Linked DNA regions of Homo sapiens: regions 1 and 3 are each linked to region 2. A link is a loop called in an ENCODE intact Hi-C map of the cell type or tissue named here. Cell type or tissue: Caco-2. All regions are shown on one strand. Region 1 overlaps SLIT3 (slit guidance ligand 3). Region 2 overlaps LOC105377714 (a long non-coding RNA gene). Region 3 overlaps SLIT3 (slit guidance ligand 3).

Region 1 (8,000 bases), 430 kb before region 2:
AGCACTCAATAAGCGTCAGCTACTGTTACGATTAGGGAGGTTTTCTGAGTGTGGCAGAGACTCTTCATCCCTAGCAGCAGCTCAACTACCCTCCCCCACCTAGCTGGGCTGGGACCATGTGACTGCAGTCTAGAGAGTGGAGTGTGACCAGAGTAGGACAAAAACCTCCCTACCTAATCCTTTATGCCTTCTCTTTTTCTGTGGGCTAGATGCCTACCTGGCAAGAAGGTCCCGGATGCCACGTGTTAAAGATAGCAGAGCCTCCATCTGCCTGGGCCTCCTGATATGTGAACAGAGGAAAGTGCTCGTATTATCACCTCTGTTTTACAGATGATGAAGCTAGAAGATGTGGTAACTTGCCCAGCGAGTAGCAGAGCCTGGATTAGAACATAAGCAAGCAGCCTGGCTCAAAGGTCTGTACGCCTCAACACTATTCTACACTGTCTCTCGCAGACTTAGGAACAAGCCTTAGCAATTAGATTTCCCTTTTCTTGAACAACCCCCAGACTCAGTCTAAACTCAAGATTGCTGCAGTGGGAGTCCATGAAGCTGAGCAGTACACCATAGGGCCAGGGTGTCCTGGTGTGACATTGCAATTTCAGTACATTTCAATTCCCAGTGGTGCAGGCTGGGAGGGCCATGAGGAGGGAGGGAAACAGACCTGTGCCTGCAGCTGCTTTCTTGGCCACCTCTGTCCTCCTCCTTGGTGTTCTTTCCTCTTAGGGCTGGAGGCCTGCTCTCACCACCTGGGAAGGAGTCTGGAGAAAGACGGGTCCTCCCTGGCTCCGTGGCGGCAGAGCCGGGATTACCCACTGACATTATAGCTGGCAGCCGTGGGCTGTTGGCACCCTTTAAAAGAACACGATGGCAATTTTCCAGCTAAATTCTCCCAATTAGGCAGTTAGAGAAACATTATCCACCTCAGCATAAAGCTGATGAAATGGAGGGGGAGGGCGGAAGGAGGTGTGCTAATCTGCCTGCATTGGATCCTATGGTTTAGAGAATGTACATATTTCCAGGGGTGCTCTGTGTCCCTGGAGAAGTTTGCAGGGGTCTCATGAGCTGCCTGGGGGCAAACAGGTGATCCCATCCAACTCAGCCACTTGAAGGGTCTCATCCTTCTAAGCAAGGAATACAAATCGTTCTCCAAAATCCCAAAACTTTCTCATCTCTGGTCTAGACTAAGTGGGTAAAGGGAGGCATATGAGCAGAATTTATAAAGTCAGAGCCAGAAGGAAGCTTGGAAGCTTTTCTTCCCCATCCCACCTAGACTCAACACAGGGATTGGGAAACAGGTCCATCAAGGAAAGCTCAAGCTGTGACACAGGCCATAATTCCTGACCATTTACTCACAGCAATTAGCAGAGTTCCATGGTTTTCTCATTTACCAAGCCTTTCTTTCCTAAATGTAGGCATTTTCCAGCCATTGTCATATTTAATTCTTATGATAACCCTGGGCAGTAGGTATTCCTGTTGTCCCAATATGCACACGAGGAAACTGAGACACAGGCACATGTATGGAAGCCAGGCCAGGGAGGGATTCCACAGGCAGACCAAGGCAATGTCCAGCCCCTCAGAAAGGCCCAGGATCCTGTTACCAGAATTCCTGGTCGTCAACACACATTGATTTAATGATGATGATAATGATAATCATACACTGAGCACTATGCCAAGTGTAGAAACCAGAATATCTAATTTAATCCTTACAAGTATTTGTATAAAATGAGAGTCATCACTCCTCACATTGCAAATGAGGAAACTCTGGACTAGAGAGATGAAGGAGCTCGCCTGTGGTTGGATCCTGTGGTGGGATCCGATCCTCACACTTGAGCCGGTGCTCCTGACAGCCATGGAAGGCCACCCCCACTTTGGACAAGGGCCACCCAGCATATCAGGCACAGTGCGCCCTGCAAAGAGGTGGACAACAGTCCTTGCCCTTAGGGTAGATACTCTATAAAGCACCTAAACCAATTAGATAATAACATAAACCAGTGACAAGTTCCCAGCTAGCCAATGCTGATGGAGCTCAGAGAAAGAGAAAGAGAGAGACTCCCTGGGGCTGAGGCTGTCAGGGCTTCTCTGTGAGAGATGAGGATATGGAGAGATAATTATTGCAGGGCAATAATTATTGTTTGGATTATTTTTATTATTTTTGCATTTATTATTGTATTTATTATTGCAATAATTATTGCAGGGCAAAAAAATCATTACTGCAGGGCAGTCCGGGCAAAGAACTCTGAGCAGAGAGGTGAGCAGACAGGTGTCTGAAGGCCCAAGAGCTCAATGGTCTGGTTCCCACGGAAGAAGAGTGGGACAGAAGATCATAAACATGAGCGGAGATCATACTGTGTAGGGATGCAGATGTCAGGATACAATGTTAGGACTTCATCATTGGCAATAGGGAGCCTTTAAACATTGGGAGGCAAAGTACCAAGATATCTCTCCAGGATGAACGACCTAGTTATGGTGTTCAGGATGAATTTGAGGACAGAAAACCCAGAAACCCAAAGACATTGTTAATGACAGGAAGAGGACATTATGAAAGCTATGCTGACAGAACATGGCGGCTGACTGGAAAGATCTAGGCAACCAGGCCTATTATCATCACTGATAAGATGATAGTCCATGCACATGATCCTTCCATTAATTATGTTTCCTTCTACCACAAGTGTTTCTTCCCCTCAACAAAAGGTTGAGGTCTGAGGGAGAAACAGGCTAATCAGGGCTGCATCAGGAGAAGAGGCCCTAACTACTTGGCACCAGTGCTGGGGAAAAGTCCTCAAGCATGAAGGAGCCCCATGTCCTCTGATTCCCCCACAATCATGTCCTACTTGTTTATAGGGAATCTAATAAAAAGCAAGGAAGCAAGGAGTAGCTGATTTGTTGAGGTTTCCCTAGGCCAGCCTCAAAGTCCACAGAGCCTTTCAGATTTACATAACCCTTCAGGGAGGGTTTACTGTCATCCTCATCCCTCATTCACTCCCACAATATCCAGCAGGGGGCAGGGAGCAGGGGGCTTGAAAGGGTTGGCTCCACCAGGGACACACAGCAAGTCAGAGGCTGCCCCAAGTCTATCCTGTGAAGCGACTGGAGGTGGCAGTCCTTCTTCATTAATCACAAGTAGCGTGGAATGAGAAGGTACCAAGAAAGGTGTGTGTGCCTGCACTGTCCTAGGGCACCCATAAAAATAGAGAAAACACCACTTTACAAACTGCCAGGATACATAACTCCACAATGGACTTACAATCTATAAAAAGCACGGCTCCATGCCCGGATTGAGGAGCTGGAAGAGCCAAACTGGAAGTGAGTGAGCAAAGATCATGTGAAATGACTTCCTCAGTCCAGATCCACATCACTGGGCCCTTCGTGACAATTACTGTGCATGTTCTCCCCCGTCCCCTCCCTGCCCCCCTCACCTCTTCCCAGCCTGATTTTGCCTGTAATTTTGAAAAGCTATGGCTGTTTCATTGGGACTTGGCTCAAGTCTGCCAGGAAATGCAAATTCAGGACAGAAATAGTGGAATTTGGACACGATGGCAGAGCCAAGCTGCTGCCAATCCCAGCTCTACCTCAAAGTTTGATGTGGGGAAGAGGAATGGAGGATTTCTAGGGACTAAGAGAAGGTGTTAGCCAGAATTCTGTTTGTTTAAAAAGTCTCACCCAAGCTGTACCAGGGTTCCCGTTCTTTGGAGATATCTAACAAACTCTATTCCCTGCGACCCAAAGGGGTCTCTATTCTCAAAAGGAGAACTCTGTTTCTCCTATACAAGGTGAGTGCCAAATATTGCCAATGAAGTCAGAAGTAGATTGAAGAAATTTGAAAACTCTAGGTTCTCTCCTTGGCCCTTTACGTGACACCCAAGAACAGGCCACAGCGCTTCCTAAGCACGAACTAGCATAACTAAGAAAAGACGCTCTCATACAGGCCCAGCATCACACACTAGGACAATGTTATGGTTGTCACATTCTATGATGTGTGCCTTTTGCCTTCCCACTTGAATATTTTTGAAATGTGGCTGGGGGTGGTGGTTCACACCTATTAATCCCAGTGCTTTGGGAGGCCAAGGCGGGAGGATCACTTGAGCCCAGGAGTTCAAGGCTGCACTGAGCTATGATCACATTAATTCACTCTAGCCTAGGCGACAGAGTAAGACCTTGTCTCTAAAGAAATTTGTTTAAATGATTTTTTGAAATGTGCACATTTGCAATGCCTACATATAAAAGAATCTGTATTTCCTCAATAATTTGTATTAGGATTTTTATTAGATATGTTGTATGTTGCATTCTGTGGAGTCATATATGGAGGACATGTGTGTGCTGGGGGTGGAGCTAAGACCATGCATTGGTTGGTCATCTTCTTGAACTGGTCTCCCTAGTGACACTGGCTGAAGGTGCCTCTGGCCCAAATGCTCCTTTTAGTCTTTGAGGGTTCTTGGACTTTTGAAAGGCCAGGTGAGACCAAGAAAGCGAAAGAAAATTTTGAGTTACTGGTTTTGTTCTGCTGCTCTTGAGGTCCTAGGCAGGACCGAGTCAAGACCCATTGTTAACCCAGGAGAAAGCGGGCAAGGCAGTCTGTTCTGGTTCTGTAAAGAAGAAATGACCCAGGAATTTGTAGGATACATAGGTCTGGAGGATTTAGGACCTTGGCCATCACTAGATGAAACCAGCAGTTGTTACAAGGAGTGGTACTGCCATTTGGCATTTTCAGGAACCTGTTCATGTAAAAACCTGCCACTCTGATAGTGACTTGCTTTAAGAGTAGGGAACACTCTAGCCACCTTTTCACCTGGAGTGGCACTGATGGTATTCTTTCCCTGAGGATATACCCCTTGCTGGTAAAGCCCCAGAAAACAGGCTGCAGTCACATAATTTTTAATTTTTTTTTTACAGTTTTAGTGGTATTCTCATTTTATAAACTACCATTTATGACCACTTATTGTGTGCCAGACACTATGTGAAAGTGTTCTACATAGATTATATTTATCCCTAAGTGTTAAATTTTTCCCAAAGTCCCACGACCGCTTAGTCCAGAAGCTCATGTTTGAATCCATGCCTGTCTGGATCCAAAATCTGTCTACTAAACCATGATACTTGGACTGCTTCTGCAGCTTTTAAAAGCATCAAAGCTGATACATATGGAAGTCAAAGACTCTGACCCAGAGCAAAAGTCTTGGAGTTCCACCAAAACAGACTTCTTCAGCCTTGTTACGCAGATGACACCTGGAACCTATTCAAAATTAAATCACCCAAAGGAACAATTCCCAGCCTGGACACTTGTGGGTCTCCTAGGAAGGAGCACCCCCTAGAATGAGTTTCTGATCTTCATGATGGTTTGATAGAGGGACTTCCATATGCATAAAAGCTGGTTACACTGTTAATGACTAGAAACTGTTATCATGCTGATTAATGCTGCCATTGTTCACAGCAATAATTAACCCAGCAGGAAGGACTAACAGGAATGAAATAGTGGCTAATTCATCTCCAAGGAATTGCCAAGTGATGTTTATTTCGTGAAAACTGGAGGGAACCAAACACACAATCATTTTTCTTTGACACTGACGTTTTCTGTCTACCAGGCTGGCAGCAGCAGCAGCAGAGCCCTTCCATATCCAATTTCAGGTGAACAGTCAGAAAAGACTCATGCAGGAGGAAAGAGACAGAAGAACGTGTCTTTGGCTAAACACCCAACTGTGGCACGCTGCCTCTGTGGGTCTCCTGTCTTCCCTCCAATCTTAACATCTTTCTAAAGAGCCAGCGCTCACCTGAGTTGCTAATTAAGTTATTTCCTTGTTCTTCTGACTGGAAATGTTTTTCTTGCAGCATTGCCAAATGGAAATGGCTCTTAATTATGTCAACTCATGAAACCACACCAAAGACAATCCTATCAGAACCCTCATTTGTCACATGACTTAAAGAATAAAAAAAGATAAGCCAGTAGATGGGAGGCCAGTAATAACCCTTTTCATCATAAAGCTCTTCATAGCTACGTTCATCAGCTTTCAAATCCAGCCTTGGATGTGGCTCTTTAAAACTACTCCATGTGCAAAATGGAACAGAACCAAGAAGGATATCTTCTTAAGTAGGAATATAAAAAGAGTGCTACCTTTTGTCCCATTTAAAATTAGACTTAATTTGATCTTTCAGAAAGCACAGTTGATCTTGATATTTGGTCAGAGTGCTCAGTTGCAGGGTGATGGTGCAAGTCTCAAAGGCAACAGGGACCAAATTTTCTAGGCCTTCTCTATCTTCCTCATAATAGTTGCTCCAGGAACACGTGCTTTGTAGAAATCCTGTAGGAGGGATGTGATTTCTGTCTAGTGCCATCCAACAGAGTTCCACACTGGGCCTGGGAGGAGAAAGAGGGGATGTGATGACACAGCAGAGAGAGAGGCTTGAAGATGCTTCACTGCTGCTTTGAAGACAGAGGAAGGAGCCTTGAGCCAAGGAATGTAGGTGGACTCTAGAATCAGGAAAAAGGCAAAGAAATGAATTCTCTCCTAGGATTTTAAGAGTGAATGTGACCCTGCCAACATCTTGATTTCAGCCCAGTGAAATCCATTTTGGACTTCAGACCTATGGAACTGTAAGAGACTCAGTTTGTGTCGCTTTATGCCACTAAATCTGTGGTAATTTGTTAAGACAGCAGTAGGAAACGAATACACCAAGTGATCTAAGGACTTGCACCTTGCACACGTGCCTGTTCTGTGCCCACCTTGAGAGCTGCATCCTACCTGTGCTCAGCCCCCAGTAGGTCTTCTATTTTCCCTATTATAGTCTTGGTTTACTTGATGGGCCTCTGCAATCACTGGCCCACCACCCATATCCCAGCTAACTTCCTTCTTCCTGCTTTAGAGGTGATGGGTCTAATCCTAGTGTTTTGTTCACAGGATTGATGCCAGACCCTTTCTTATAAGCCCAGCCCCCATTCCTTGGTAATTTATCATGAAATCTCTTTCCTTTCTCCTAACTACTCACTACATGGAACATACTATATTTTTCCCATTTAGCAATACAGAGGCTAAAGTTAGAGAGGTATTAAATGGCCAAATTTACACACCTAGTACATGGTAGGGCCAGGATTATAACCTAGATCTGCATAATTCCAAAGTCTATGTTCTCAAGGACTCTTCGATATGGTCATTCTCATGAACCACCCCTCCAGGAGACATCAGGAGCTGTGGCCCAGAGCCTCACCTCTTAACCCCAAAGACATAGGATGAAATTTAGGAACTCCAATACCTTAAACCTTTCTGATGAGAGTCAAAACTGACTTAATCTCTACTTGATTTCATTCAAGAGAGGGCTAGATTAAAGTCACATTCTCATGTGGCATAGTTTGTGTGGCTTTAGACCCATCGGCCACTGGGGTTCCAAAAAGAACCCGCCCCTGCAACCAGCCATCACCTGACTCTTCCAAAAGGTTCCCCTGAACCCAATATCCTGCCTGTCCTAAGTATTTACTGACACTGAGGCTGCTGCGTCCTGTCAAAACTCAGAAGGGTTTCACTTCCATAGTTAACCAGTGTTCAAGGGATCATTCATTCCGATATTCCTGGTTGCTCTGTATTTAGTTTTGGAAGCCATTCTATGAGGTGAAAACAATCTCATCATTAACATTTAAAAAATGCCATTATCATAAAAAATGGAGGCATTTATGACAGAGAGAGGACAATCAACACTTCTTCCTGGTTTGAAGGCTTTTCCTCTTGCAAAAAAGTTTTCTGTAAGGCATCCTGAGCTAGTGGTTCTTGTGCATAAAACCATGCATAGGGTTTAAGAGCAGGAAGGGCCCTGGCCATGACCCAGAGATGACAGTATCCAGGATAATGACGCACATGTGGTTATGCAGGAGCTGCTGTGAATTCCAGTTTAGTGCTCCTTTCTCAACTCCAAGTCACCGCCCAACACTCCAATTTGACTGATTTCTCAGAGAATTCCAGTTGTTCATAAGCTGCCCTGGGACACTCACTCGGTTTACCAAATGGTAGCTCCTTTTACCA
Region 2 (8,000 bases):
AAACTCCCCCATTGGATTGCTGTCTATGGGCTCTTGCCCATGTCTTTTCTGTCTGAAAATGAAGTCTCTCTTCTCGCTTACCTTCTGAAAATCTAATATTGACCTTTTTTGTAAGGTGAGGCATCCCCTAATCATACCTGGAATCCTGGCCACCACAATATCATTCACTTCAGAAAATAAATACAAACTAAATATGACTCCAGATTTAAATGCAGAAACTTGAATAAGCACCACAGATTGGAGTATTTGGCTTTATTTCTTGCTGTGAGTCAGAGCCAGGAGGTTCCCATTAAGGTGTATATGAATTATATTACTCCATGCTGAAGTTTGTCTATAACGTAATGTTGTAAGGCAGCCAAGTTCTTCCAGCAATCTCATGGACCAATATTCAAAACATATCAGTATCTCATTAGATCCTTCATTTTACAAAAAAAAAAAAAGCTTTGCATTCTACTTAGCAAGCTATAGTTACATAGATATTTTGTTTTAGGGAAAAGTAAAATCCGTTTTAAATAAGCTTATTACTTCCATTGTATTGGTACCTATCAGGTTGTCACATTCATCTGGAACGAGTTGCCATGAAAAGAGGAAATAAATGCATAGAATTATGGATGGAGTGTACTTTGATATAGTTCAAAGAAATAGGAGGGGCATTTTCAGGGAAAATTTGTTCTACATCCCCATTACTGTCCTAAACCAGCAAAAAATTCCTTAAGCTAAGTCACATGGCAGGACAAAAACTGTTCAAATAAGCTCAAACCATGAGGAAAAAGGGCAACAAGTATTTTCTCTTCAGCTTCAAACTTCTTTCTTTTCTTCTTGCTCCTCTCTTTTAAATGAATCCTTAAGAATTTTAGGCAAATATATATTTTAAAAAGTGCTGAATTCCAAAATATTTAATAATGGAAGAAAAGAGTTGACTGCTAATCCCCTCCCACATCTACTCCTTATTCTTCAAAAGCCACTTCAAATGAGAACTTGTGAAGACAGCCTCATCAGTAAGTCATCTCTCACCCTAGTGAGTCACCACCTTCAGAGGTGGATGACCTGGTAAGATGAAACATACTGAGATTCAAAAGCTCCCATGGACTGATGGTCCCAGCACTATAGCTGGAAGGTCCCTTTTCTTGCCTTTCTTATGCTGGTGTTCTATGCTAAAAAGAGAGTGATTATTTCATCAACTCCAGAAGCGAGACATGAAGAATTAGGGCTGATAGAACTTGGAACTAAGGAATATAATCACGTTTTCTAGGAAGAGGAAAGGAAATAAACACACTGAAAAAGAAACCCAGCACAAAACAAAAAATTAACACGAATGTATTAAACCTTTAAAGAGTGTATTATTGAGAGTCCTTGAAGAAGTAAACCTGTATTCTCCATGGCCATTGAGAAAAATAAAATAAAATGGCATTGACATATACCTGGAGAAGACAAGTTATATATTAAGCAACGGTTCATGATCAGGCAAGCATCTTCTTCCAAATAGGTCTTTAAAATTGAAATAATGATCATTTCTTGCTCTGAGCAAGCCAGTGAATGAAGTCTGTAGCAGAACCAGTGCATCATGTTTTCCTCCTCTTCCAACCTATTTCGTAAACTCTCACTACTAACTGGTGACAAATGGGTTGGTCCTTGTGTGTTTTGCTCCCATCAAATGTTGCCATGCATTTTCTGTTTGCACATGCCTTATGTCTTCTACTAGTTGGAGAGCTTTTGAAGGAAATAACTCTGGTCTTGCTCATCTTTGCAAGAGTATGCTATGGAAACATCGTTATTAAAGTTTCAGTTTATAAAGCAATATAAGGCAAAAGTCTTATCTGGCCAAATCATCCTTGGAAATTTCTTAGAAAGGGGCAATTTGACAACCATGGGTCATTAAGTCCAACATGGCCAGTTTTCTCTCAGTGCTGGAACAGGCCAGTGTATCATTAAATCCTTTATTTTTATGAAGCTTTACATTCTACTGGTTTTGGTTGACAACCAGTTGGCTGGTGAGTAGGCTTATATTGTTTGAAAATATAAATATAAACATGAGTGTTACGAGATGTCTCAACCATGAAAGGTACACAAAGTGTGATACTGGATAAGAAAAGAGAACATTGCTGTCTCTCATCTCATGCTTTTTTTTTTTTCTTTTTCTTTTGAGATGGAGTCTCACTCTGTTGCCCAGGCTGGATACAGTGCAGTGGCGCGATCTTGGCTCACTGCAACTTCCGCCTTCTGGGTTCCAGCAATTCTCCTGCCTGTCTCCCTAGTAGCTGGGACTACAGGTGCATGCCACCACACCTGGCTAATTTTTGTATTTTTAGTAGAGATAGGGTTTCACCATGTTGGCCAGGCTCGTCTCAAACTCCTGACCTCAACTGATCCACCTGCCTCAGCCTCCCAAAGTGCTGAGGTTACAGGCGTGTTCCTGGCCTCTCATCTCATTCTTACTGCAGTCAGGATCCCATCAGGAAAACAGAAACAGAAATCATGCCAAGTGTTTCAAACAGAGGTGATTTAATATAGGAGATCAGTTATACAGAGTCTGGAGGGCTGAAAGAGAAAAAGAAAAAAAAACAAACAAAAAATGGTGTTCAGGTACCTCTGGTATTTGTAGTATAGAAAGCAGCTAGGATTCTTAGGGCTGGAAGATTAAAAAAGAGTAAATAGTGTTACCAGGACACCATTTCTTGGGGGAAGGGTCTCCACAGAGCAGATTTTCCAACCACCAATGTGTCACTGCACAGCTGGCTCAGCAACCTCTGAGGAGATGTCACGTGATTGCTACTTGGACTCCAGTGGTGAGTGCTAAGAGGGAACGTGGCAGTTCCTACTGGTACCTCTGAAGGAGCCACTGTGGAACTAATGCTGGAAATGCTAAAATAAGCTGGAGTCCTACTTGAGTGCTACTGATGGAAGGACTTCGACCAGAACTGAAAACAGAAAGAGCATCCTTCTACCCTCCTATCACCCTCTGATTTCCTGCCAGTGCCTCCAGTCGGCAGAACCTAACCAGAAGCTAGATAGCAAAAAAGTCTGGGAAATGCAGTCTGCAGATTCCTGCCTCCAGTGTCACAGAGCAGAGTATAAAAGCCTGGGCTTAAGGCTGAGAGACAGACAGTAGGTACAATTACTCCGAGGCACAAATTCATTGAGTGAAATAACAGGCAGAATTTCCTACAATATTTATATTATTTTTCTTTCATTTTTTTGCCATAGTTGAATTCCAGTAAGTTAAATGTATGCATGCTATGAATTCACTTTTTCTTGTAATCCCATAGTTCATTAGCCCAATACCCTGCTTATAGCATGTGATTAATGGAGGTATTGAATGGATAAATGAATGCCTTTTTGGCTTTTTGGTGCTAAGGGGATTTTTCTCTGATTATTAGTCCTGTTTAACTGCCATTGAGAAATGAGTCTAGAGAAAATATATAGGAACCTAAGGGTAAACTTTGCTGTAATTCACTGACATTTCAAATGTACCTATCCAAACAGTTCAATTGGTTTCTATCCCCGGCTATCTCCTGTAACTCTCTACCTTCAGTTTACTCTGGAAAATCTCCACTGCAGCTAGCTACACTTGCATAGCCTAAGAGTGACATCCAGTGGCTTATAACTTAACCACTCATTGTAATACATCTGGAAATCTAACCAGCTCTCCATTATCCTTTCAAATAAAAAGGAGGACAATATATAAAACTCTTAACAGAAGATGATACTTAGACAATAGTTCATTAGATTTACTTTGGGAGATTATTAAAATAGATTTGCCTATCTAGTTGTTTGAGATCTCATATTCAAGTTCATTTGTCTTTTTTCCTTTTCTGAGCACATGTCTGTTATAATTCCAGTGATGTCTGCCAATGTCATAGGCTGGTAGATAGAAAAGGAAAGTGGGGATAGATAGGACCAGGACTCAGAGAATTAACTGACTCTAGACCTGGCTTCCAAGACTAGAGGCTCATTACTTTAGGCTACCAATATTGGAAGCCTAAAAGAATGTGGGAAAGTCAGCCTAGATCCAAGCTTGAACTAATATCTAAAGGTTCCCAGTCTGGTCGTAGAGTCTGTCTGTCTAGCATTCCAGGCAGAGACGATCCTTAGCGTTAGGTGGGCTCTTCACTCATGGTCCCACAGGATCAGGCTACTCCAGGAGGATTCCTAGTCAGCAGCTGGAGCAAGGGAGCCTGGGATCAGCAAAATGTCACGGCAGCAATAAGTTGCCGTGTCTCAAGTTCAGGATGGTGCTGTCTCAAGTTCAGGATGGTGCTGTCTCAAGTTCAGGATGGTGCTGCATTCAATAGCAGGAAGCTGAAGGTGATTTTTATATGGAGCTCATGAAGTCAATCTCATTCTAGTATAGACACAGTCTCAAAAAATAAAGCAATTCCATATATGTTTTAAATTCTCCCCTTTCTTTCAATAGAATAGTCGAAGAAACCAATAACTTCATCATAACATCTCACACTTAAATGAACTAGGAATCTCTGTTTAGATGGACCTTAGCCTAAAAAATACTACCAATTCAGAATTCACAGTAGTTTCAATATGTTCTCCTGCTCAAAGGAATTCATCTCAGACAAGCTCCTTCCCCATTTAATAATATTTTCCAGAGGTAACCCAGCAAAAATGTATTTATTTGTAAATATGCAGCAGTGACTTCAAATGAAACCTCATGGTGGCTATAGTTAGAACTATTCAGACATCTCTGTGATTTGGCTAGATTGTACTAAGAGTGACTCATGAATATAATTAATTTACCTTATGATGTCAATAGTGGTAAGAGATGTGTTGTACCTTCCTTCCACTTAATCAAATCCCACAGGGAAGTGAGATATATTTTTCAAACTATGAATTCTGTAAGGAAACAGTTTCCACAAAGTCTACTTGCCCATTACACCAAAGTGATGGGCAGGTTTAGTGTCTCCTATGGAAATTTCCATGCATTTTTAGAACATATGGAAACTGCAAGGCAGAGCTATGAAAATTCAGAGATGCTTACAACATCAAAACATTCTTTTCCTCAGTGAGAATGTGCTGTCATATGACAACGAGCAGGAGGAGGATAGTGAACTTAGCTTTTATCAAGGTACTTATTACTGTGGAAAATAGGAGGTCTCAGGAATCAGGTGTAAATAAGTTCAAAGTACAGACTCAAATGATGTTTTAATTATCAGTAAAAAGGGAAATGTTGGAAACTTAAATAGAAACTAGATGATATACATATTTCACCTTTTCCAATTAATCAATCTAACGACAGCTGGTTGGCCAAGAGAGTATAAGGTAGACTTTTCAACTAAAATAGATACATCTTTGTTAGTATTTTGTCTAGTGTTTTTTCCCCAGAAATGCTTTTGCTAGGACATCATATTTTAATAGAAAACAGATTATGTGTCTCAAATCTAATCAACAAATGCAAGAACTTTCACTTACCCCCTCTAGTTTATTGTCCACGGGCAGCCTGCCTTTGTGCTTTGTTTACTTAACCTTGTGCATTTCCTACCAAAAAGGAGAGCAGAAGAGATGGAATATATCTGGGAAATGCTCCAGAACTCGAAATGCCTGAGTGGCTTATTCTGTGTGATGGCAGACTTGGTGATAACAGAAGATACTATTTTCGGGAGACCCCTCAACATCTCCACTGCTGGTTCACATCTGACTGCAACTCACTTTACTGCACTCACTGCTCACTGGCAGAGCCCCCTTCGGGTGAGAAGACTTGTCCTCATAACCCCCTTGTCTCATGAGCAGGGAAGATTTTCATGGGGGAGACTCACAAGAATCTATAAAGAGGTCAAAGTTATATTGCAGAAATTGACTTTAACTCAGTGATAAGACTTTTGAATTAATTTCCATCTTTGTGGAGGGTGAGAAAGGTCATTAGTTAAATAGGCAATGGAGAGTTAAAATACAGGAAAAAATGTATTTGACTAAGTTGTAGGGTGGATGTAAAAATGAAAGGAGGCTTGTAACTGAATTTCTCTTAAACACCTGATTTAGACATTCTATATCAGTTTGCCTAAAGGACAAAGAACAAAATGCAGTATCAAATATTCATTAAAGATCCAGTAAAGCATAGATTGTTATTGAGGTATAAATAGAAAGAATATTTTCTAGGAAAGCAGAATACAATTCTACCTACAAGCTCAAATTCTGTTTTCTCTGAAAATTATCATGGAGTCAGGGTCTCACAAAAATGGTCCCTTTGTATATCCAGGTGAGGACTCTCAACTGGTTCCCAAGAAAGAGAAGTGTTCATATTAAATAACACTCGGTAACATATCCCCTTTTCACTCCATGCCTAAGGCACCCAGATATGAATTTCTGCTTGCATTTACAGCAAATCAAGATAAAAATACTTCACTGTTCAGATATTTTAGCTGTCTGTACCCAGTTAAGGCACCCATCTAAATGAGGCACTTAATATAGATATGTGTGACCTTGAACAAATGACATCTATGTTGAGTTTCAATATTGCTCAAAAAGTGAATATGTTGCAGTGGAAGGGAAAAACATAGTAAGACTAGTAAAAGCAAAATGAGTAAAGTTTAAAATTTTAGGAAAAAAAGTATAAGTTGATGACATCTTTGAATAAACAAAATAAGATAGAGAAGATGTGTTCATGTTCTTGTGACCACAAGAAAAAGCATAACCAACAGCACTATTAGGATTCAACCAACAAAACCTGAGGAGGTCCCAGTGAGAGAGAACTCTGGTCCCTACTCCCAATCCCCTGGGCAAAAGGACTTCCTAGGCATGCTAATTGCACCATTATAAGACAAGTCAAATACAAACGAAATAAACAGTAATTTGGGTCATAGCAACATCTGGACTAGCAAACTCCTTCTCAGAGACAAATCAGGGGAGGAGTATTGGAGAGTCCGGGAAACAAAGAATGAGATCACGGTATAAAAGATAAACTGGGTTTGAGGGCTCAGGCATTTCTCAAGTCCTGAAGACATACCTGTTATACCATGCTCTGAATTCAGTCATGGTCAAGGTAAATAATTAACCTAATGCAATAGGCCTCCTCTTACCTGAATGATAACACTGTGCAATGCGCATGTCTTTTGACCCAGAGAATGCATTTTTAGGGCTCTATCTTACAGAAATATTTGCAGATGGACACTTGCCATAAACAAAGATTTCCAGTGCAACATTATTTATAATAATCAAATTGGAGTAACTTAAGTATCCAAGAACAAGGGAATATTAAATAAATTATGGTATGTTTATATTAGGAGCAAAGTGGAACGAAGCCTCCAGAATTCGCCTGCTTGGGTTCATAGCTCAGTTCCACTGCTTACTAGCTGTGTGACCTTGGTCAAATTGCTTAGCTTCTCAGTGATTCTGTTTCCCTCAAATGTAAAAAGAAGATGATAAGATTTTCTTCTTTGTAGAGTTTTGCTGTGAAAATTAAATGAGGTACCACTCTTAAAGAGCCAGAACACTGCCTGACATAACAGGTACACAATTCATGTTAGCATGGTTGCTATTTTGAACCTACTATCATGTAGCATTTAAAAAGACTAGGGGTGCTCGCTTTGGCAGCACATATATTAAAACTGAAACAATACAGAGAAGACTAGCATGGTCCCTGCACAAGGATGACATGCAAATTCATGAAGCATTCCATATTTTTACAAGGGAAGTGAAGGACCTCTTCAAGGAAAACTACAAACCACTGCTCAATGAAATCAGAGAGGACACAAACAAGTGGAAAAATATTCCATGCACGTGGATAGAATCAATATCATGAAAATGGCCATACTGCCCAATGTAATTTATAGATTCAATGCTATCCCCATCAAGCTACCATTGACTTTCTTCACAGAATTGGAATAAACTATTTTAAATTTCATATGGAACCAAAAAAAGAGCCCGCATAGCCAAGACAATCCTAAGGAAAAAGAACAAAGCTGAAGGCATTACACTACCTGACTTCAAACTATACTAAGAGGCTACAGTAACCAAAACAGCATGGTACTAGTACAAAAACAGACACATAGTCC
Region 3 (8,000 bases), 280 kb before region 2:
GGGGACATTCCATTTATCTTAAGGGGAGGGAAATCTGTTTCCTATTACAAATCACGTTCTGTAGGTCTGTTTGTGAAAAATAGATCTCTACACTTTACATAAAAATGAAAATTCTCTTTACTCTTACAAACATCCATGAAGACCCACAAGAGGGAGGCTCCCGCCCTCTCCTCAGCCATTGCCACAAAGATTGGATTCTCATCCCTTGCTCAGAAAAATTTTTACTCTTTCCTCAAAAAGCAGCAGTGTCCCCAAGTCATCCAGCACACCTGAAAGAGTATACAGTAATTCATTCAATCAGCGTTTATGAATGGCAACTTAGTGCCAGGACCGAGTCTAATCCTAAGAAGGCACAGATTAAAATAAATACATCACGCTCCATATCCCCGCACACCAAGACAGGGGTCAGCAAACTACAGCCCACAGGCCCGATCCGGCCCACTGCCTGTTTTCATATGGATTGGGAGCCAAGAATGGTTTTTATATTTTTAAATGGTTGGAAAAAATCAAAAGGATAATATTTCATGACACATAAAAATTATATGAAATTCAAATTTCAGTATCCATAAATACAGTTTTCTTGGAACCAAGCCGCACTGATCCGTTTATACATTGTCTATGGCTGCCTTCACGCGACAGGGGCAGAGTTGTGTAGCTGCCACTGAGACTGAGAGACCCAGAGCCTAAATATACATGTATGACATGGCTGTCTGCTGACCCTGATCTAGGCGCTTATATAGTCTAGGAGGGTCGAAAACAAGAAAGCGGCAGTCAAAAAAATAAGAATAACAAGCACAACAATAGTATGGTGGATGAAACATAATGGTTAAAAGTGTGGGTTCTCACTCTGCATCAGACTGAAGCTTATTCTGCACTTGGGGGACAGAAGTAGCAACATGACTCTGGGGAAGTTATTTTAACTCTCTGTGCCTCTATTTCCTTATCTGTAGTATGTGGATAATCTATAAAATGGGTGTCCTCTTCCTTAGGTTGGGTTAAGAACTAGGCAAGGTTATACATGTCAAACGGCTAGGACAATGCCTAGCTCATAAGTGCTCCATCTCTTTGCTCTTATTGTTGCCAGTATTGCTGCTCACACAACTCCAGGGGGCATCGTTCAACAGTATACAGTGAAAATGGCACACCTGGAGTACATCATGTGAATGGTGGCCCAGGAATTCAGCAATGTTGTGGTCCTGACTGTAGGTGATATGACAATGATGCTCATAGTTTCGAGGAAAGGCAGGAGGGCAGACAAGCATTCCAGATGGAGGCAGCAGGTCCTGTGTATTTTTATTGCCATGTCATGTGCTACTCCATCATGAAAGAGGCTAACTTCGAATAAGCTATAGGGGGCTCCAGTGCAACCCACAATCCCCATGCCTGCCTTTCTCCCAGCTCACGGCCCCTTCTCAGTCATCCTGAGATGAGTCTCCTACGCTCATTCCTGCGATTACACCTTGCTCCTGGTCCCTCAAACTCTCAGACAGTGGGCTATTTTAAGCTCAAATTAAAGGCTCCTCTCTTGAATGGCTGCAATTTTATTCTGTGGTTTGTTTACTCTGACGTGGCCTGGGGCCACGGTGCTGGTGCACGGGGCATTGCGAGGGGGTAGAGGGTTTCAGGAAGGAGGCAGGGGCTTTGCAGGAACAATTTCACCGCAACATATTCTGTGGAAAACACAAGCACGTGGATGGACAATTAAAAAGAAAACAACTGCGGGAGTATCCTATATATATAGACAGAGATGCTCAAAATAGCATCACACCAGAAGCAAGAAAGCCCTGGAAGCTACAGAGTGCTTCAAACTCCAGAGAAAAGCACTTGCCACTCCCATTCCATGAGTCCAAGTCTCCTTTAGCCTCTCAGAGGAAGAACCCTTGGGGCAGATACAGGCCTCTTTATCTACAGAGGCCTTGCCGTAGACCCTATCATTATGGGGTAGAGCTCTGAGGCTGAGACCACAGACTAGGCTTCCAGGGTATCCCAAGGGACATCTGGGTCCATAGACTCGTAATGGGCAAATGAGCACAGTGCTGGGGAAAAGCAGGCAAGTGGGTACAGAGGAGAGTAGGGGAAACTGGGCAGGTGCAGGGGCAGAAGCCCATCAAGCTCTCCATGTCAACATTCTCTGCCTGGGCAGTGCCTGAGCTATAGGAGGCCCATGGGTAAGGGGGCTGGGGATCTGACTTCGTCCCTTCTCTCCATCCCTCAGTTCCCTTGCTTGTAAAAGGACAGGAGAGAAATGGACCTTCATGTCACATTTGGAGGGCAGAGTCCCTGTTCCGTTTGCAACCTGACCACACACCTCCACCCTGACCCACAATCCCAGGTTAAGTTTTGATTTGCCTAGTTCTACTCTGGAGATGTTCTCGGCTGCTTACGCAATGTTGGCTCTGCAAGCAGCTGGGCATGCAGTCCCTAGTTCATCAAGGTCCCTGTTACTTCCTAAGATTTCACAAGCAGCCCAATTCACCCATTTATATTACCTGTCTGGCCCAGGTAGGTAATTGGATCTAACTGCAGACTTCATAATTATGAAATGTTTTCCAACCTAGCGTAAAAGCTCTGCTAGGAAAGAAACCAAGCCCATGAATCAGTCCTCACTCTGGTGCCCAGCACAGTGCCTTGCCCAGGCTACTGCTTAAACAACAGTGGGGGATTTGAATGCACTGATGTGATCGTGTCTCTCATTCACAGCTTCCAAGACCATGTGAGAAGAGAAACGAGAAGGGAAGGGAACAAGAAGCACTCACCCCATCATCCCTCTGCCAGACTTGATCCTGCAGGTCTACTGAAGTTGACCCCAGCTCCCAGGGAAAAAGAGATGGAGGTGGCTGCAGGTGAGCCAAACATTGGCTCCAGTAAAATTGAGAGCAGCTGGCACTTCTGAATCCTCTGGGCCCCCGGGACCTGGGCTGAGTGCACACGCGCAAGCACCAGCCCTTTCCCCTTTCTCTTCTTGTCATGCTTAATTACACTGGGATTGTGCTGAGTCAGTCAACCTGCTGGGGTGGGAGCCCAGGCATGACCTTTCCCGTTGCTCTCAGCCAGCTCATGGGTCTCAAGTAGCCGTGTGTGTTTCCACCAAGAAACCCAAGAATAAACTCAGCACCGACACACATGGTGCCAAATGCTAAGGCCCACACCTCAGCCCTTGGGAAGGCGGCCCCTTCTGAACCGAGAGAGAACAAAAAGGCCTTGCAACAGCCATACTACCTGCATTCAGCCCACCACCCCCTGCCTCTGGCCTTGAAACAGAGTCCCCTCACCGTGGAATGTGGCAACCGGCACTCGGCCAAAGGTGGCCACAGGAGAGGGAGGCAGGCACCCTTGATGCTCTCAAGTACCTCTGGCTTTGCCAAGTTTCTACCTGAGGCTTGGCTTCCAGGCCTTTGTATCCTCATCTCAGAGAGAGAGATGATCACTCTGTACATTCAAGAGGCGTGCATAGCTTCCCACTTCTCTGCACACATGTACATGTGTATGCACATACACAGCCTCTGAAATTGCCCAGGAGAAAGTCATGCAGCCAAATGCTCTAGGTCAGTGATTCCCAGTCTTGGCTGCAAATTAGAATCACCTGAGGGAGCTTTAACACTTGCTGCCCAGGCCACACTGCAGACCAACTAAACCAGAATCTCTGGGGATAGAGACCAGGATTCATACTATTTTAAAGGCCCCAGGTGATTTCAATGTGCAGCTAGGGTTGAGAATCATTGTTGGAGGTGAACGGCAAGTCTTGGAAAATTCCATCCACCAACTTATGCTTTGAGGCTGAGTTTACAAGCTTGAATTGGGCTTAAGATAAGGTAAACCTTCAGGACTTTGGCCACAAGGACCAGCTAATATTTACCAAATATCTAGTGTGTGCAATGTTCTGCAGAAGGTCCTTAGTGTGAAATTCCTGACCCCAAGGAGCTTAAAACCTAAATGGTAAAGCCTAAGAATCTTCACATTGATACAAAAACACAATATGGTATATAAATAAGTTAATGTGCAGCTGAACAATTCAAAATAATCCAAAATAACAATCAAGCAACCTTGTACCAGGCACTGTACAATACTAGGGGAACAACAAAGGCAGAATCCCTATCTTCAAAGAGCTCAGACAGCATCATAATCCCCCAAATGGGGTTCCCGGACCAGCAGTATCAGCATCACCTGGGAACTTGCTAGAAGTGCCCATTGTAGGGCCTCATCCCAACCTACTGAGTCAGATCCTTTGCAGGTGGGCCTATCAATTTGTGTTTTAACAAGCCCTCCAGGTGATTCTGGTGCCTGCTCAAGTTGGGAACCACTAGTCTAGAAGACCGATTTATGCTGTGGGAATTGGAAAAAGGAAGACATCTCCTTGGGCTAGGGCTGATGAAAGCCTTGTAGGATTTGAATCCTGGCTCTGACACTTACATTTCGGGACAATGAAAGGCAACTACTTTAACCTCCTTATGCATCTATTTCGTCAAATCGAAAGAAGCATTAAGTTTTAGAGGCCAACCACGCAGAGTTGTATAAAAAACAGATAAGATAATGTATAAAATTCACTAGTACAGTGCCTGGGGCCTAGTCAGTAGCCAATAAATGATCTCCAACACTAGCAGTCATGGTGCAAGGGAGCCGTTCAGTACATGAATGTTGATGGAATGAATGAAGGAAAGAATGAACTGATTCAGGCATGACTGATGGGAACTGGATTTGGCAAGCCTGGAAAAGCAACAATCTCTGGGCAAACAGGGAGATCTTCATGATAGGATAAGGGCTTCCAAGACTGAGTGGTGAGAAAACATCTCCAATCTTGACACTGGCATCTTCCTGGCTCAGCCTCCTTCCTTGCTCATAGCACCCAGGGTGTTGGTTATGCACCTGGGCTCTGGAGTCAGACCATCTGGATTCAAATACTTACCAGTTGGGTGGTCTTGTGTGGGTCATTTAAATCCATTAAGCCTCAGCTTTTTCTTCTGGAAATTTGATGTAATAAATAGGTTCAACCTCATAGGGTTGTTGTGAGAATTAAACATGATAATGTGTATAAATCAGTTTGATCCTTTGAATATAATAAGTGATCTATAAACGTTAGCGCTTTGTACGGCACACAGCTGATGCTGCCTTAACCTCTGCAGAATTAGCCTGGGCTGAGATTTTTCAAGCCAACAAATGTCAGTGCACTCGAATGCCAGATCCATTAACACAAAATGGTTGTTACGTGCCTTCATAATAGCAGTAGCTGCTGAGATTGGTACTTACACACAGGTGGTGTGTAAGTACTTCTCATGCATAGGTGCTGAACACATGAACCCTGGGACAACAGGTATCACTGCACCCATTTTACAGATGAGGTAACTAAGGTTTGGTGACCCATCAGTTAGTTATACGACTGTCAAGTGTCAAAATGAGATTCAAGTTCAGCCCTAATTCTAAAACCCATAGCCTTTCTACTGCTGTAAAATCACCCAGCCTTCCCTCAGAGGCTGCCTAAAGACTTTTCCAAACAAGGTTCACCTAGCTGCAGTGTCAGAGGGCCAGACTTTGTCCTGATGTCGCTGTGTCACATACAGCATTGGAAAAGGATTGTATTAATCTGTTTTTTTACGCCGCTGATAAAGACACACCCAAGACTGGGAAGAAAAGGAGGTTTAATTGGACTTCCACACGGTAGGGGCAGTCTCATAATCATGGTGGAGGGTGAAAGGCACTTCTTATATGACAGCAGCAAGAGAGAAATGAATGAGGATGCAAGAGTGGAATGCCCTGATAAACCCAGATCTCATGAGACTTATTCACTATCATGAGAATAGCATGGGAAAGACCAGCCCCCATGATTCAATTACCTCCACCTGGGTCCCTTCCACAACAGGTGGGAATTCTGGGAGATACAATTGAAGTTGAGATTTGAATGGGGACACAGCCAAACCATATCAGGGATGGAGCTCAGAACTGAGCCTGGAAGAGGGAAGTCATGGGTGGGCTAGGGTCAGGATGGTGGACCCTGCAGCAGATAAGGCTTTTGGATTGTAAAACTGGTCCCTCTTGCCAGTGATAAAGGGTGTACATGTGTCTGTGTGCATGTCTGTGTGTATGTCAGTGTGTGGGCTGTGGGGTAGGATGGGTCGGGGGAGTGACGCGAAGTCTTGCCTCCTCAATCCAAAAATGGTGAGCTAAGCCTAAACAAAGAAAGAGAGCAATTGAACGCTACACGAAATTCACATCAGCTTTCAGAAACCAATTTCTTCTGAAAGAGGGTTTCTGGCCCATCAGACAACACAGTGAGATGACTCCCTTTTATCTCCTCCCAGGTCTATTTCCTTAAAGGCCAAATTGTGGTCTTCTTTCTTTTTTCTCCCAGATGCCAGCTGCGACTCTGCTCACAGCCCAGGAGACCTGTAGACCCATAATGTCTCTTCCTGATGATTTGAACTGTGTCGTCAATAAGCGGAGAAAAGTGTGGTTGGCCTCCCATCTTCTTCCAAGAGCTGCTAACAAAGATTCCTGGAGTCCATTACCAATTTGGACTTCATCCTCTATCCTCTTTGGTTCAACTGGTCCAAAGAGTCGCCGGGATGCCCTTCATTGGAACAAAGAGGATATTTCCTGGTTGGGATTCTGAGAGTTTGTAACAATTCCTAACAATTTACCCTCCCTCAAATCTTGCACTTACCTGCAAGGAGACATGTTACCTCCAGCTGACTCTACCTGCCAAAAATATTGCTGCATGTTCATATTTATCATCTTTGTGTTCCACAGTTGCCATGGTAGTAAAATTTACACTCAACAGCCTCAGTGCCATTTTCAACTACAAATAGAATGATTATGTTCCCAGTAAGGCTTGACAAAAACAGAAATGTGCATCTACTATAGGCTGGGCTGTGCGCTACACATAAGGTCTAGGGGCTGAGGTGGATGAGAAAAGAATTTCTATAATTTTCCTCCTTTATAAAGCAGGCTTTTTGTTTCTCTTGTGATGAGATTTTTTAAAACTGTAAAATCTACATCATATAAGTTTTGCCATTTTAACTATTTTTAAGCGCACAGTTTAGTGGCACTAAGTACATTCACAATGTGGTGCAACCATCACCATTTACATATTTCCAAAACTTTTTCATTGCCCCAAACAGGAACCCTGTACCCATTCAGCCCTAACTCCCCTTTCTCCCCTCCCCAGCCCATCATAACCTTTAATCTACTTTATGTCTTTATAAATTTGCCTATTCTGGAAATATGCTGGACACTTCATGTAAGTGGAATCTGTAATATCCTTTTGTGTTTGGGTGATTTTACTTAGCATAATCTCTCTTTTCTTTTCTTTCTTTTTTCTTTTCTTCTTTTTTGAGACAGGGTCTTGCTCTGTCACCCAGGCTGGAATGCAGTGGCATGATCATGGCTCACCATAGCCTCTACCTCCTGGGCTCAGGTGATCCTCCCACCTCAGCACCCTGGGTAGCTGGAACTACAGGTTTGCACCACTATGCCCAGCTAAGTTTTGTATTTTTTTACAGATGGGGTTTCAGGCAGGTCCCATGTTGCCCAGGCTGGTCTTGAACTCCTGGGTTCAAGCGATCTGCCTGCCTTGGCCTCCCAAAGTGCTGGGATTACAGAGGTGACCCACCACGAGTGGCCAGCAGAATGTTTTCAATGTTCATCCATGTTGTTGCATGTATCAGAACTCCATTCCTTTTTAAGGTTGAATAATATTCCATTGTATGTATATACCACATTTTGTTTATCCATTCATCTGTTTATAGACACTTGGGGTTTTTTTCCATATTTTGGCTATTGAGAATAATGCTGCAATGAAAGTTGGCACACAAGTATCTGTTTGAGTACCTGCTTTCAATTCTTTTGGGTATATAATTAAGACTGGAATTGCCAGATCGTATGGTAGTCCTACGTTTAAATTTTTAAGAAACTGCCTTACTGTTTTCCACAGCAGCTGCACCATTTTACGTTTCACCAGCAATGTAGGAGGGTTCCAATTTCCAATTACACTTATTATTTTCTGGGTT

The links. Peaks named below come from ENCODE experiments on the same cell type or tissue, not always from the same donor. Only the 100,000 strongest peaks of a DNase experiment are listed, where the experiment ranks them.
Region 1: it touches region 2 in a loop (15-fold over the local background); 5 of 110 quality-filtered maps call a loop at or near these places.
Region 3: it touches region 2 in a loop (3-fold over the local background); 4 of 110 quality-filtered maps call a loop at or near these places.

The regions. Positions count from the first base shown.
Region 1 is chr5:169,114,016-169,122,015 of GRCh38, forward strand. The region is part of intron 4 of SLIT3 (slit guidance ligand 3); the gene reads right to left. Among named protein-coding and RNA genes, the nearest start is that of SLIT3-AS1, 100 kb to the left of the region's middle. In Caco-2, no CTCF peak of the experiment used is centred here; a DNase peak (open chromatin) is centred at 3,036.
Region 2 is chr5:169,544,926-169,552,925 of GRCh38, forward strand. The region is part of intron 2 of LOC105377714 (a long non-coding RNA gene); the gene reads right to left. All of the region lies in intron 3 of LOC105377715 (a long non-coding RNA gene), which reads left to right. It also overlaps the pseudogene RNU6-477P. Among named protein-coding and RNA genes, the nearest start is that of SPDL1, 35 kb to the right of the region's middle. In Caco-2, a CTCF peak has its summit at 3,592 (motif pointing left); no DNase peak of the experiment used is centred here.
Region 3 is chr5:169,269,924-169,277,923 of GRCh38, forward strand. The region is part of intron 1 of SLIT3 (slit guidance ligand 3); the gene reads right to left. Among named protein-coding and RNA genes, the nearest start is that of MIR585, 10 kb to the left of the region's middle. In Caco-2, no CTCF peak of the experiment used is centred here; DNase peaks (open chromatin) are centred at 1,888, 2,378, 3,718 and 4,168.